2 separate regions of the Mus musculus genome follow, and region 2 is linked to region 1. Evidence: chromatin contacts called from ENCODE Hi-C or POLR2A ChIA-PET data. All regions are on one chromosome and are shown on one strand. The core of a region is the stretch at or near the end of the contact, and the rest is flanking DNA. Distances in the headings are between cores, read along the strand shown.

Region 1 (6,064 bases), core at 2,155-4,654:
CCAGAACTCAAATCCCTCTGTGGAGAGAGCAGAGTCTACCATGCAGGAGGCCCCTCAGGACAGCGTCTCGGAGCATCCCTGCCTCCTACTCAGAGCTGGGACCTCTAAGCTGCCCTACAGCCCGTGTGTTGTAGGTAGTGCACTGGATGCTTCTGTGTGCCATGAGCATAGGTAAGAGACTCCCCGTTGAGCATCCTGGATGACCGGACTCCCTCTCTAATGGAGAGTGTTCTGGCAGACAGACTTGAATCTCGTTCAACTCCAGTAGCAATGGGCTGTGTGGCTATAGATGTGTTACTCTCCTTCTCTAGCCTTGGTCCCTTTGCCAGCTACCATCAAGCATAGAGGTTAAATTCTGGTTGCGTACACCTGCCATCCCAGCAGGCCGAGGCAGGAGAATTGCAGTGAGTTCAAGGTCAGTCTAGGCTACAGCGTGAGTACCAGGTCACACAGGGCAATATAGCAAGACTCTGTCTCAAAAACAACAAGGCCAGCAAATGCCTCACAGGTAAAGGCCCTTGCCCCCATGCCTGATGGCCTGAGGCGAGTAACTGAGGATCCCATACCTGTGCAGCAGCATGTACAGCCCCCGCCCCCCATGACCTAACACATAAATAAATGTTGAGAGGAAAGGCTGGAGGGGGGGCTTTCTGCAGAGTGCCATAATATCTTAGGGTTGGAGGCTATACATTTTTCTATTTTTATAATCCTTTAAAAAGTTAACTCAGCTGGGCATTGGTGGCGCACGCCTTTAATCCCAGCACTTGGGAGGCAGAGGCAGGTGGATTTCTGAGTTCGAGGCCAGCCTGGTCTACAGAGAGAGTTCGAGGACAGCCAGGGCTACATAGAGAAACCCTGTCTCGAAAAAACAAAAACAAAAAAAACAAACAAAAGGAACTAAAATGTTAACTCAGATGGGCAGAGACAGGAGGGTCTCTACCAGTTCAACAAGGTCAGCTTGGTCTACATGGTGAGTTCCAGGACAGCCATGGCTACCTTTAGTGTAATAATAGAGAGAGCCTGCGTTGTGGTGCTTACCAAACAAAGCAAATCAAACCATAAAACTCTTCTTAATCTGTTGGGTTGGTTTGGGATGTAGTCTGCCTAGCATTGTATAACAGCATGGCTGGGGGTGGGGGTGGGGTAGGGGTGGGGCGGGGGTGGGGCGGGGGTGGGGGTAGGGTGGGGCGGGCAGGCAGTGAGGGGTGGGTCTGGGCTGCCTAGACTAACACCCTCACCACTTTTCTTGATGTTTGACCATGTGACAGGAGACATGGTCCTTCCTATATTGTAGCTTATTCTCAGGCTACAGCACAGCCTGGGCTTTAGGGCATCCAGATGACCAGAAGATAATCTGTTCTTGAACCAGAATGCGAGGGAGACTTCATTGCTCCTTCATCCATTGGCAAGGCCCCTTCTGGAACAGTCTGTAGGTTTAACCTGGGGTCTGTGAGGCCTCATTTCTTTTCCTAGGAAAGATTTTAGGAGAAGCTAGCCTCAGATTCATGATCCTCATGCACCAGTCTCCTGAGTGGTAGGATTACAGGTATCAGCACCATTACCAACTAAGGGTAACTGGTTTGCTTTGAGTCAGAACCTCATGTAGCCCAGACTAGCCTGTAACAGATGGCCTTCAACTCCCTATCTTCTTGTGTAGTGTGTGTGTACCTTGACCTCAGTGTACCTATTTGAAAAGTGGGTGCGTCACTAGTCCCTGCATCTAAGAATTATTTTGAGAGGAATAAAGGCCGTAATATAGCTAAAGGGCTCACAGCCAGTGTTTAGGACGCATACTGTGGTCATCTAATAGAGCATGGGTCCTGTTGAGGCATACTCTCCGCACCCACCTTCAGCACAAGGGTTGTGAAGGAGGTTCCTCTGGAGGCTGCGCAGGAAGTAGAAGATCTTCCAGTCAGCCACAGGCTGGTCCCAGTCCTCGGTGATGAAGCCCTCTTGAAGGCACTTGCGCTTCCAGAGTGTAACCAGGTCAATGAGGTCTCGCCAGAGGCTGCAGACCGGTCGGCAGCGCAGCAGCAGTTGGCGAGCTGGGATGTGGATGAACAGTTCCAGCAGGATGTTCTCTGGCAGCTCGTTGATGTTGCCTACTGCCATGGTGGCGTCTCCTAGCCAGCTCCTGTGGGTATTGGAGAGCCGTGCTATACACCGAGCCTTCTCCCTGGCGAGTGGCAATCCCAGCACCCAGGGATAGAGAGATTCCCAACTCTGCGGGGGGCCACAGAGTTGCTGTGCTGTTCTGACCTTCTGTTTCCACAGTAAACGGGACGAGGGGCTGGGGCATGGTAGTTCCCTCCTGGGTCACTAGAAGCTCAAGGTGCATGGGCCGGGGAGTTGCTTAATAAACCATGAGATCTGATTTCCCCCAACCCGGGCACCTAAGAACAGCCTCTAAGGACGCCCAGGGACCTTCCCAAGGTCACACAAACAGGAGAGGAGGGGAGGCAGCTCCGGCTCTCACTGAAGGTAGAGCCAGCCATTTTCAATAGGCCAGCAGTCTTTTAAGAGGAGGGTAACAATGGGAGGCCTTGTGAGCCCTCCAGCTTGCCACTCTTCATTTCCTCCCCATCCCCCACACGGGGAAAGGGACAGAGATGATGATCGGGGGTTATCACTGGCCCTCAGGACCGGTCACGGAGTACAAAGGGCTCAGTGACGTTCTTAAGATCTCAGAGAATATGACCCGTTTACCTGAGCCTGAGGAAAGATGTACGAGTGGAAAAGAGCCTTCCTATCTCCCTCCCGCACCCCCCCCACCCGCCCCGGCCCCCTGCAGTCTCCCATTTATGCTTGGCTCTAAAACGGGCTACCTTGCTCAAGACCAGATTCAGATCTCTGAGCACCGATGGCGTCCATAGCCCAGTTCTTCGAAGCCTCACAGTACAGTGGGGGGAGGGGAGGGGAGAAAGCCTGAGGCCTGGGCCTTAAAGGCGCTAGGCCCTCATGATCGCAGAGCGCGCGCGCCCCCCCCCTCCCCTCTAGGTCTCTGCCCACTGTGCCTCAGTCCCCGAACTGGGCGCTCCCCCTCCCGCAGTCACCTGCGATCCGTCGCGCTGAGCGATCCTGCCAGGCCGTGGGGCTGTACAGCCCGAGCCTGCGTGGCCCGGAAGGCAGACCTGCCTACTGCCCGCCAAACGTCTCCTTGCTGGGGCGCTCACTGCTCCCCTCCTTCTGTCACCTGCTCTTAGCCGGGTTACGTTGGAGAACAGCACCCAAGACACAGCCCCGCCTACTACTCATCAGACCCCGCCCCATCCCCATCCCACAACACTGGCCCCTCTCCCTCCCCATTCTCCTTGTCAACTACTTTTGGTCGCGCTGCGCCATACCCTTGGATCCTGGGGATGAGCCTTACGGACCAATGGAGGCCCGGGGTGCGACCCGCCCACTGTTTGTCAGACCACGCCCCACGCCCCACCCCATTTTCTCCGTCACCAGCTTTTAGTCCGGCTGCCCCACAACGCTGGGTACTGGAACTGCGCCTTTCTGCCAGAGTTGGTTCACGATGCGGCCCCGCCCACTGCCCTCAAGGCCCCGCCCACCATTCCTTCAGGCCCCGCCTCACCCGCGCACTCCCCGGATTCGCCCCCATCACAGCGTAGGAAAATTACCTGGGGGGTTGGGGAGGAGGAAAGCTCCGATACCCCCAACTCCACTGGGCTCGGCGCCAGCACCCTCTACTCCCCAGTAGTCCGACTCCATATGTCCTCCTGCAGTCATCCTCCAGGCACACTAGAAGCCCACCCATTCTGTAGCTGTCCCTGCCCCTCTCCAGTCCCAGGCTCCTCCCGGAAGCCGCACCTTGGGTTACGGGGCGGGGGGTGGGGGTGGGGGGGTACAGGACTCCCAGCCCTTAGCCGGGGGCCAGAGGCGGGGCGCACGGGGCCTTTAAGAGGCGCGGCGGCGCGGGCCCGGCTGACGCGGGCAGCTCCAGGACTCGCCACCCGCAGCGCTCAGGCTCTTCTCTCTTGACAGCACCGCAGCGATGGATGGAGATGGTGATCCAGGTATCCGCTGCTGGCCCCGCTAGATACAGACTCGGGAGACAGGGCGGACCAGCGCCGCAGAAGGCGCTCAAACTTTCGCGCCAGGAAAACCCTAGAGATAGTCTAGGGAGCAGGTTTCTGCCTGGTGTCGTGGTGTGGAGGGAGGAGGACGCCTGGGTCTCCAAAATGGCATCGGAGGACTCTGGCATCTCAGGCTCCAGACTTCCTGGGGTTTGAGAGCCGGGTTCTTGCAAGCTTTTGCTTCCATGAACTTCTTCCATTTGCTAGCGCTGCCCTCCCTGCCTCTTGAGCCTCCGGAGTCCCCGCGGGGTCCTAGGGTTTACAAACTTTATCCTGCCTCCATCCTAGCTTCCTGAGGGACTCCCTTCTCTGGAGGGGCCGTCTTGTATTGGAGTAGCGGGGCTGTTCCGTGGGAACCAGGCTAGGGGTGAGGAAGGCTGCTTTTGGCAGAAGCTCTGGGTCCTCAAGGATTGCCCAGTCATCTTTTCTGGCACCAAAGACCCCACCCCTTCTGCCCTCCGGCTCCCTGCTGGGCCTGTAGGGGGCTGCTTGCTGAGTCAGACCTGCCTGCCTTGACTCTTATCCCTTCCTCACTAACTATGCTCAGCTCGGAGTGTTCACTCTTTAGGGGAGGAGGTGAGGGAACAGAGGTGGCCAGTCTTCCCTCCTACTCCCAAGTCCTCACTCTCAGTCGGTGCCTGGCTTCAACATCATCCACAGGGCCCCAGAATAGGCTACCGTTTTCTTCCTGCTCCCAGGAAGTCCCTGGGCTCAGGGGCCCAATCCAGGTGAGTGAGTCAGCTTGGGGTCAGCATCCATGGCTAGATAACTTTCCTACAGCAACAATGTGGCAAGTTGTGTGCAAGGGAGCAGGTGGGGGGGGCTGTAATCCGATCTGGGGCCTCAATGCCAGGCCTAGGGGCCAGGAGAGAGGACTGGGTGAGGTGCACCTTTCCGGGGAGCATCAGGTATCTGCTGGGGCCAGGGCAGGGCTGGGTGATGGTAGAGAGGTGAGGACGTTGGGCCCAGCTCTCCAGAGCTGTTGGAAGCAGGACAGACAATTGTTTTTCCTTCTGCTTGATGATGTCCTGTGGTGGAACCTGGAAGAAATGCTAGGACCCTCTGCACCCGTTTTCTCATTGCCAATGAAGGAGTAAACCCCTACATATGAAAATGTGACCAAAACACATCAGAAATGTGGGGAAAGTACGCTGTCTGTCTGTCTGTCTGTCTGTCTGTCTGTCTGTCTGTCTGTCTCTCTGTGTGTGTGTGTGTGTGTGTGTATACAATTCACCATGGCTGATGGAGGACTCACTGTGTGCTCTAAAGAGAGGGGAAATCCCGAGTCAGCTTTCCAGTGTCTGACAGTGTAGATGCTATTGACTGCATCCCCTTAGAAGAGGTTTAGGGAACGGGCCACCTGTCCCTCCCCTGCCCCAGGCCTGCTCCCTTATTTCCTTGGCTTCTTGGGGTCAGACCAGTCTTCAGGGACTCTGAGAGAGATGGCCTCCATTACACAGGGTGGCTGGGTCCCCTCCCCACTGGCCCTCTCTCCTTTAGAGATACTGCCCACTCAGTGTCTGCTTACTCAAGGTTTCTTCTTCGGTGGCCCAGATGAGGCGCGCTGAGATCCAAGAGATACACAGCTGCCCACAGCAGCCTGGGTATTCAGTGGGCTGACCTGGAGAACCCAGCCTGGGAGGCAGTGCTTTTTGTCCTGTCTCCCAGTCTTCACTGTGGAGTCAGGCGTCCCCACTGGCTTAGCAAGAGTGGATGTCCCCATTGCTTTGCTCCTTTGTGGGAAGGGGATGAATTTCAGTATAAATCTGACAGTCTGACACAAGGATGACTCCATTTCACAGATGAGGAGACTGAGGGTGAGGGATGGGAAAAGAGGGGAGGAAGACTCTTCCCAAGTCACCTAGCATCTCTCTTTGTCTGTTTCCCTTTCCCATTGGCTGGCTGGGGCTAGCTGGATCTCGAGCTCATTTTCCTCACCCAGAGCCCTTGAGTGTCCCTTTCCCTAACACTGCCAGTGGGAC
Region 2 (6,064 bases), core at 2,344-4,843, 440 kb after region 1:
GAGGTAGTGAAAGAGTCTAGTGGGAAAACCCCCACTCAATTCCCTATTCGGTGTGCACCCAAAGAATCATGAAAGGCTGTCTTGATGCAAACACACGAGGTAATTTAATGACAGAGCTCCGGACCGACATGTATCTCACACAGGCGATAACGGATATCAGCCACGTGGCTCGAAAGCTAGGGGTTTTTATAGAAAAGGGGCTGGGGCTGGGGGAGGAATTGGCGTGGTTTCACATGATTGGTTCATTTAAACATCAGCAGACTGCACGTGCAGATCAAGGTAACAGCAGAGCATCTGATTAACATTTAACCCATGTCAGAAGGGCGGGAAATAGGGAGGCGCCGGGCCAGTCTGGACATTCTTGTATGTCTTCCCTATCTTTATGGCTAGTTGGTTCCTGGGATGACTTTACAGCTTTTGTTCTTTGCTCTAGGCCCAAAAAACCCTCTTAACTAGCAAGCCGCATGAGTCATGGACCTTGAATTTTAATTTTCTTTCAGTAGCTGATAGAGTTTTCTGGTATCATGGCGGATCCGCAAGGATTTGCCACCAGAGGAGTCAGATTTTAATAAGGCTTACAAGATTAGGTTTTAGTTGTTGCACCCAGGGATTGAGTTACCATTGTTTCTGAACTGAGTTTGTGTTGTGTTTTCCTTCGTGCAGCTCCACTGGGTTCAAGAAACAAAGGTATAGCGGCAAAGCATGCGTTTACCAGATGTGCACCACAAAGGCCGGGGGTAGGGGGGTGGATTTGAAACACGGGGTTGGCGTGGTAGCAACTGCCATCTCCACGAGATGTATGTAATGGAATGTATGTAATGGAATCCGATCTGATGTGTCTGAAGACAGTGACAGTGTACTCACATTAAATAAATAAATAAATAAATAAATAAATAAATAAATAAATAAATAAATGACAGTGTACTCACATTAAATAAATAAATAAATAAACAAACAAACAAACAAAACCAGTCCGGCCATTGCCCGCCAGTACACGGCCGACCAGACCAGGCTGCCAGGGCAGAGGCACAACCACTGGAGCCTGCTGGTTCTACATTCGTTGTTTTTAATTTCCCGAAACATGTCTGTATACTTGTGCTCAGAAGAGGGTGTCAGATCTCCTGAACTGAAGTTAGTTTGTTAGTGGCTGTGTGGGTGCTGGGGCTGGAACCTGGGTCCTTTGCAGGGGCAGCCAGTGCTCTTGGCTGCTGCACTTTAATTTTTTTCCTTTCACACCTTCGTTCACATGTATAATGTGCTTGACCACAGCTACCCGGTGTCCTCTTGTCTGTCCTTCCTCTCCAACAGGCACCTTAGACTTTCCAGTCTTGGGTGGGGTGTGTGTCCATCTGTCCATCCTTTTGTCTGTCCCAGTCTCACTGCACTTAATGTTGTTTATACGAGCATGTGTGAAGAGTTAGTTACTTGAGCAAGGACAACTATTGTGACTGTCCTGTTTTGTGGCATTTAGCTGTGAAAGGGCCATCCCAGCTAGGGTTGTTGACTGTCTACCCCCCTCCCCCAATGCAGGGGTGGGGAGAGTCACAAGACCCTCACCTGATCCAACTGATCCCTAAGTGGAGGTGGCCTTGGGGAGGGGCTAGAGTATACAGGCCGCGGAAGACTAGGGAAGAGAGCTGTCATCTCTGCTGGGTAAAGGCTTTCCACACACAGCTTCTTGGGGTGAAGCAGCCACACCCTTGCCAGTAACCTTCAACTATGAACCTAATAGGTCGTTAGTTCCCCAAGTGAACTTTAGTGGAACCTTGGCCTTTGGACCTCAGGAGAGGTCCAGTCTCCCCACTGGAAAGGAGCTTTAGCAAGAGTAACTGCCCACACATACCCATGGTGTGAGAACAAGAGGATGGCCCATTCCTCCAGAACTGCTGACCCCCTGAGAGTCTCCTTCCCCTCTTGACAGGAAATGCCTGTAAGCCTCAGTGCACGGATTGTACAGGCCCGGTCTCCCCAGCTCCTCACCAGAAGGGAGAAGTCCATCAAGGGCAGGGCAATGCCAGCGTGTCCCTGAAGACAAAGTGGCTGCAGCTCACTTGGGAGACTCTCCCTGAGCCATGAGCATAACCATCTTGGGAGGGGAGAAGCTATTCTGAAGGGGCATTGTGCCCTTCTTTTGACCCAACAATTGAAATAATGGATGCCAAGGCATTAGAACCATCCAGGTATCCTCTGCTGGGGGAAGGCCTCAGCCTAGCGCCTGCCCAAGGAGGAACTTGTCTGCCAGGAATCCATTCCACACAGTTCTGATGGTTCCCGTTCACCTGACAGCTGAGACAGTGGTGGTGGGACCACATTTTGAGCAGTATTGCTTATGTACACAAACCTCTTGATCTCCAGTTAAATCCAAACCCGGGTCAGGACTCTGAAGAGCTCACTAGACCTCTGCTCTTCCCAATGTGGCCACATTGAATAAATCCTTTTTCTCTGCTTTTCACTATTAAGTTGTCTGTATAATTGGCCTATTGAAGACTGGTAGCCGAGACTAACTGTTTTGAGTTCTGACCCTAACAATTTTGGTATAATGAAAAAACAAAAAACAAAAAAAACAGCCCAAAATGTTTATTTTTTGATTTGAGACAGGTTTTTGTGTAGCCCTGGCTGCCCTGGAATTCATCTGTAGACCAGGCTGGTCTGGAACTCAGAAATCTGCCTGCCTCTGCCTCACAAGTGCTGGGATCAAAAGTGTGCACCGCCCACCCCCACCCCTGCCCCGAGATTTCTTTGGCGAGCTGACTCAGCTGTTAGCACTAGCTGCTCTCCCTGGGTTCTCAAGTTCAATTCCCAGTACTTGGTCCCCAGCTGCCTATAACTCCAACTTCAGGAGAGCCAGCGCTCTCTTCTGGGCTCTAAAAGCATTGAACATACATGGCTCAGCACTCAGACAGACAGACAGACAGACACCTAAACAACTGCTGTCCTTGCGGGCCTCCACAGTCCAGTCCAAGTTCAAGCCAAGCCTCCCCATTTCTCAATTTTTACTTATGTAATTGCTGGGATAAAGGTTCCCTCCCTGCAGGGCTCCAGAGCCACAGGCAGGAGAACTAGACAAGTCTGAGGCTAGTCTGGTCTCCACCGTTCAAAGCCAGTCAGGGCTAAATGGAAAGACCCTGTTTTCAAATGAGTCATGTTATCTCCAAATGAGCACCGGTGCCAGGAACCCCAGCTTCTAATTCTGCTTTGGGCTTAGAAGTCACCTGCAAGACATTCCTCCTGCCTGCATCCACCATTCATGGTCCCAAGTGTAGCCAAAGTTTATCTTATGCCTGTTCCGTATCCTTTTGTTCATGAGTTTCCTCAAATTATTCTTTTTTCGCCTCTCCCTGAGTTGGGGGTGGGGGTGGGATCTTAGGCTGTCCACGTCGTCACTGAGACTCTCGCCCACCAGACCTTCCTGGTCCCACTAGGAAGGAAGTGCAGATGGTGGGTGAGAGTAGAATTTTTTTTTACTACCAGGCTGGCTCTCAGAGCCACCGAACCGAACCTTCCTGCCTGGAAGGGAGGCAGGCAGGAGCCATGGGTAGATTCCCAGAATCCTTGGTTTGTGGAGGTGGGGCCTGGTGCTGGACAAACAGATCAAAGGTGATAGGCGCTGGACCTGCAGAGCTAGGTGGCACACCATGAGGTGGGTGGGCGACCCATAGCTTCTGGGGAAGCTGAATGAGTTAGGCCTGGACCCTCATGTCACTCCCCTGCCCACAGGCTACTCATCTTCCTGGGTCTGCTGTGGAGTTTGGTGGCCACACTTCTGGGTTCAAAGTGGCCTGAACCTGTATTCGGGCGCCTGGTGTCCCCTGGCTTCCCAGAGAAGTATGCTGACCATCAAGATCGATCCTGGACACTGACTGCACCCCCTGGCTACCGCCTGCGCCTCTACTTCACCCACTTTGACCTGGAACTCTCTTACCGCTGCGAGTATGACTTTGTCAAGGTATCTGACGGGGTGCTCGGCTGGGGCCTTCTTATGAGGTACAGCAAAGGCTGGGCCTGGTTCTAACCTCCCTCCCTTGACCCCTGACTCCACAGTTGAGCTCAGGGACCAAGGTGCTGGCCACACTGTGTGGGCAGGAGAGTACAGACACTGAGCAGGCACCTGGCAATGACACCTTCTACTCACTGGGTCCCAGCCTAAAGGTCACCTTCCACTCCGACTACTCCAATGAGAAGCCGTTCACAGGGTTTGAGGCCTTCTATGCAGCGGAGGGTGAGCAGTGGTGGGCTCAGGCAGCCCAGATGCAGCTGGGTGGCTGCCTTGTCTTAGCCCCGTCCCCATCTTTGGGTGTCTTGCTTCCCACCTCTCCTTTGGGCTCTGGATTCAGGTCAAACCAACAGGAAAGGCGGGTGGGTTCTGCTGTCACGTGCCACGTGAATGCAGGAACGCAGAGCAGCCATCGGGTTACAAAGGGCTTGCACAGGCTGAAGCCTTCCACTTGACTGTATTCTTTGGTCCCTGAAGGAGAGAGACTGTGTGACCTCAGGCAAGTGGCTCAACCTCTCTGCTCAGAAAGCTTCTACCCGGTTGCCACTGGATTGATGATGGCTCTTCCCTCCTCTGCCCGGGTGACTTAACCTGCCACTGGTTTAGCAACGGTGCTACTTGCAACTCTGGGCCCAGGCCCAGGCGAAGCAACAGGCCTCCTATCAAGTGGGTCAGGGCCACCAAAGCCTGAGCTCTCTGTTCCATCTCTTTCCCTCCTGTCTGCCTGGCCTCTCTCCTTTAGATGTGGATGAATGCAGAGTGTCTCTGGGAGACTCAGTCCCTTGTGACCATTATTGCCACAACTACTTGGGCGGCTACTATTGCTCCTGCAGAGCGGGCTACGTTCTCCACCAGAACAAGCACACGTGCTCAGGTGAGGGGGTAGGGGCATCCCATCTACACCAGGTTATTCCAGCTACCAAAGCAGGAGTTGTTCTGCCCAGGGAGCTGGGCTCTTCTGCTTCCTCCAACACTATTAGCATGTCTAACTCCTCCCACTTTCCCTCCCTCCAATGGTGTACTTTGATCCCGCCCCTACTCTTGGAACCCCTAGTTCCATCAGCCAATTGTCTCTGCCTTCTGGGTGCTTCCTAGGTGGGCTTGGTATCTCTGGATAAGCCGGGCACACCTTAAGCTTCCAGTGTCTACCATAGGACCTCAAAGTAGAGGAGTGTAGGCAGGCTCAGAGCCATGGCTCCCGACCCCAGTGGGTGAACCTTTGGCCTCCTCTACCCTGTCTCTTGATCCTTTGCCCTAGCCCTTCTCTCCTCAGCCTTCCTGATGCTCCCCCACCCCCCATTTCTCTTCCAGAGCAGAGCCTCTAAACCTCCCTCAGCAACAGCCCGCCCACCCCAGTGAGTCAGATACCAGTCAGTACATGCCCACACGATGCTGCTCTGTCAGGCTGGAATGACTGCCAGCTACAGCACCCATTCACCTTAACCATGACAATAATAAACCTGCCTCCGTTTCCACTGTGGCTGTGTGTCTCTTGCCGGGGTTGGGGTGACGGGTTTGGAGGGCAGTAGAGTAACCTCAGTCCCTTCATCTTAGCCCTCCTCCTTGTCAGGAACTCCCTGAGCGCACACACCACACGGAGATCCTCTCACCTCTACTGGGTTCCCTGGGGCTGATCTTAGGACATTTTAGCTAGTTCTTATTTATAGGTCAATGCAGGTCTTTGTTCCCTGTCCCGGGGAGCTTGATTCAAAACAGAGACCAAAGGGGGTGTTACTGGGGGATCAGGCTAGCCACCCTGCATCCAGGGATGTCCTCTCTGCTGGTATGGAGCCACCTTCCAAAAGGAGGGCAGTACCGAGAGCCTTAGCTTCCTACAGGCCTTCTTCCCAGCCTGTCCCCATCATGAGCAGGCGGGCAGGGAACAGAACTGGAGCCTGATCTCCACAGGGCACCTGGCAGCCCAAAAGAGGAAAGCAGACTGTGTACATACTGGTAACCAACTTCCCTAGACCAGGGCCACTTCTAAGGGAAAGGCCTGTTCAGCTTGTTACCTGGGATCAAGGGCTCTGGGCTGGTCCCTGCCAGATATGGGTGGAAGCCCCCTTGTGG

Evidence for each region. A loop is a pair of places that touch in the nucleus more often than their neighbours do. ChIA-PET counts read pairs that join two places held with the same protein, here RNA polymerase II (POLR2A).
Region 2: a map of T-helper 17 cell shows a loop between it and region 1 (2.8-fold over the local background). The contact joins the promoter of Masp2 here to the promoter of Fbxo44 in region 1. A Hi-C loop is called at or near these places in 5 of 37 maps with a recorded cell type or tissue (T-helper 17 cell and heart). POLR2A ChIA-PET finds 5 or more read pairs at or near these places in 3 of 5 experiments (all embryonic stem cell).

What each region holds. Positions count from the first base shown.
Region 1 is chr4:148,156,690-148,162,753 of GRCm38, forward strand. Fbxo44 (F-box protein 44) reads right to left here and starts at 3,405. Exons shown (of 6, transcript NM_173401.5): 1 at 3,054-3,405; 2 at 1,848-2,134; 3 at 1-17. The coding sequence starts at 2,112. It overlaps Fbxo2 (F-box protein 2), which reads left to right and starts at 3,979. Exons shown (of 6, transcript NM_176848.1): 1 at 3,979-4,022. The coding sequence starts at 4,001.
Region 2 is chr4:148,598,951-148,605,014 of GRCm38, forward strand. It overlaps Masp2 (mannan-binding lectin serine peptidase 2), which reads left to right and starts at 3,594. Exons shown (of 11, transcript NM_001003893.2): 1 at 3,594-3,640; 2 at 3,718-3,946; 3 at 4,042-4,219; 4 at 4,737-4,868. The coding sequence starts at 3,636.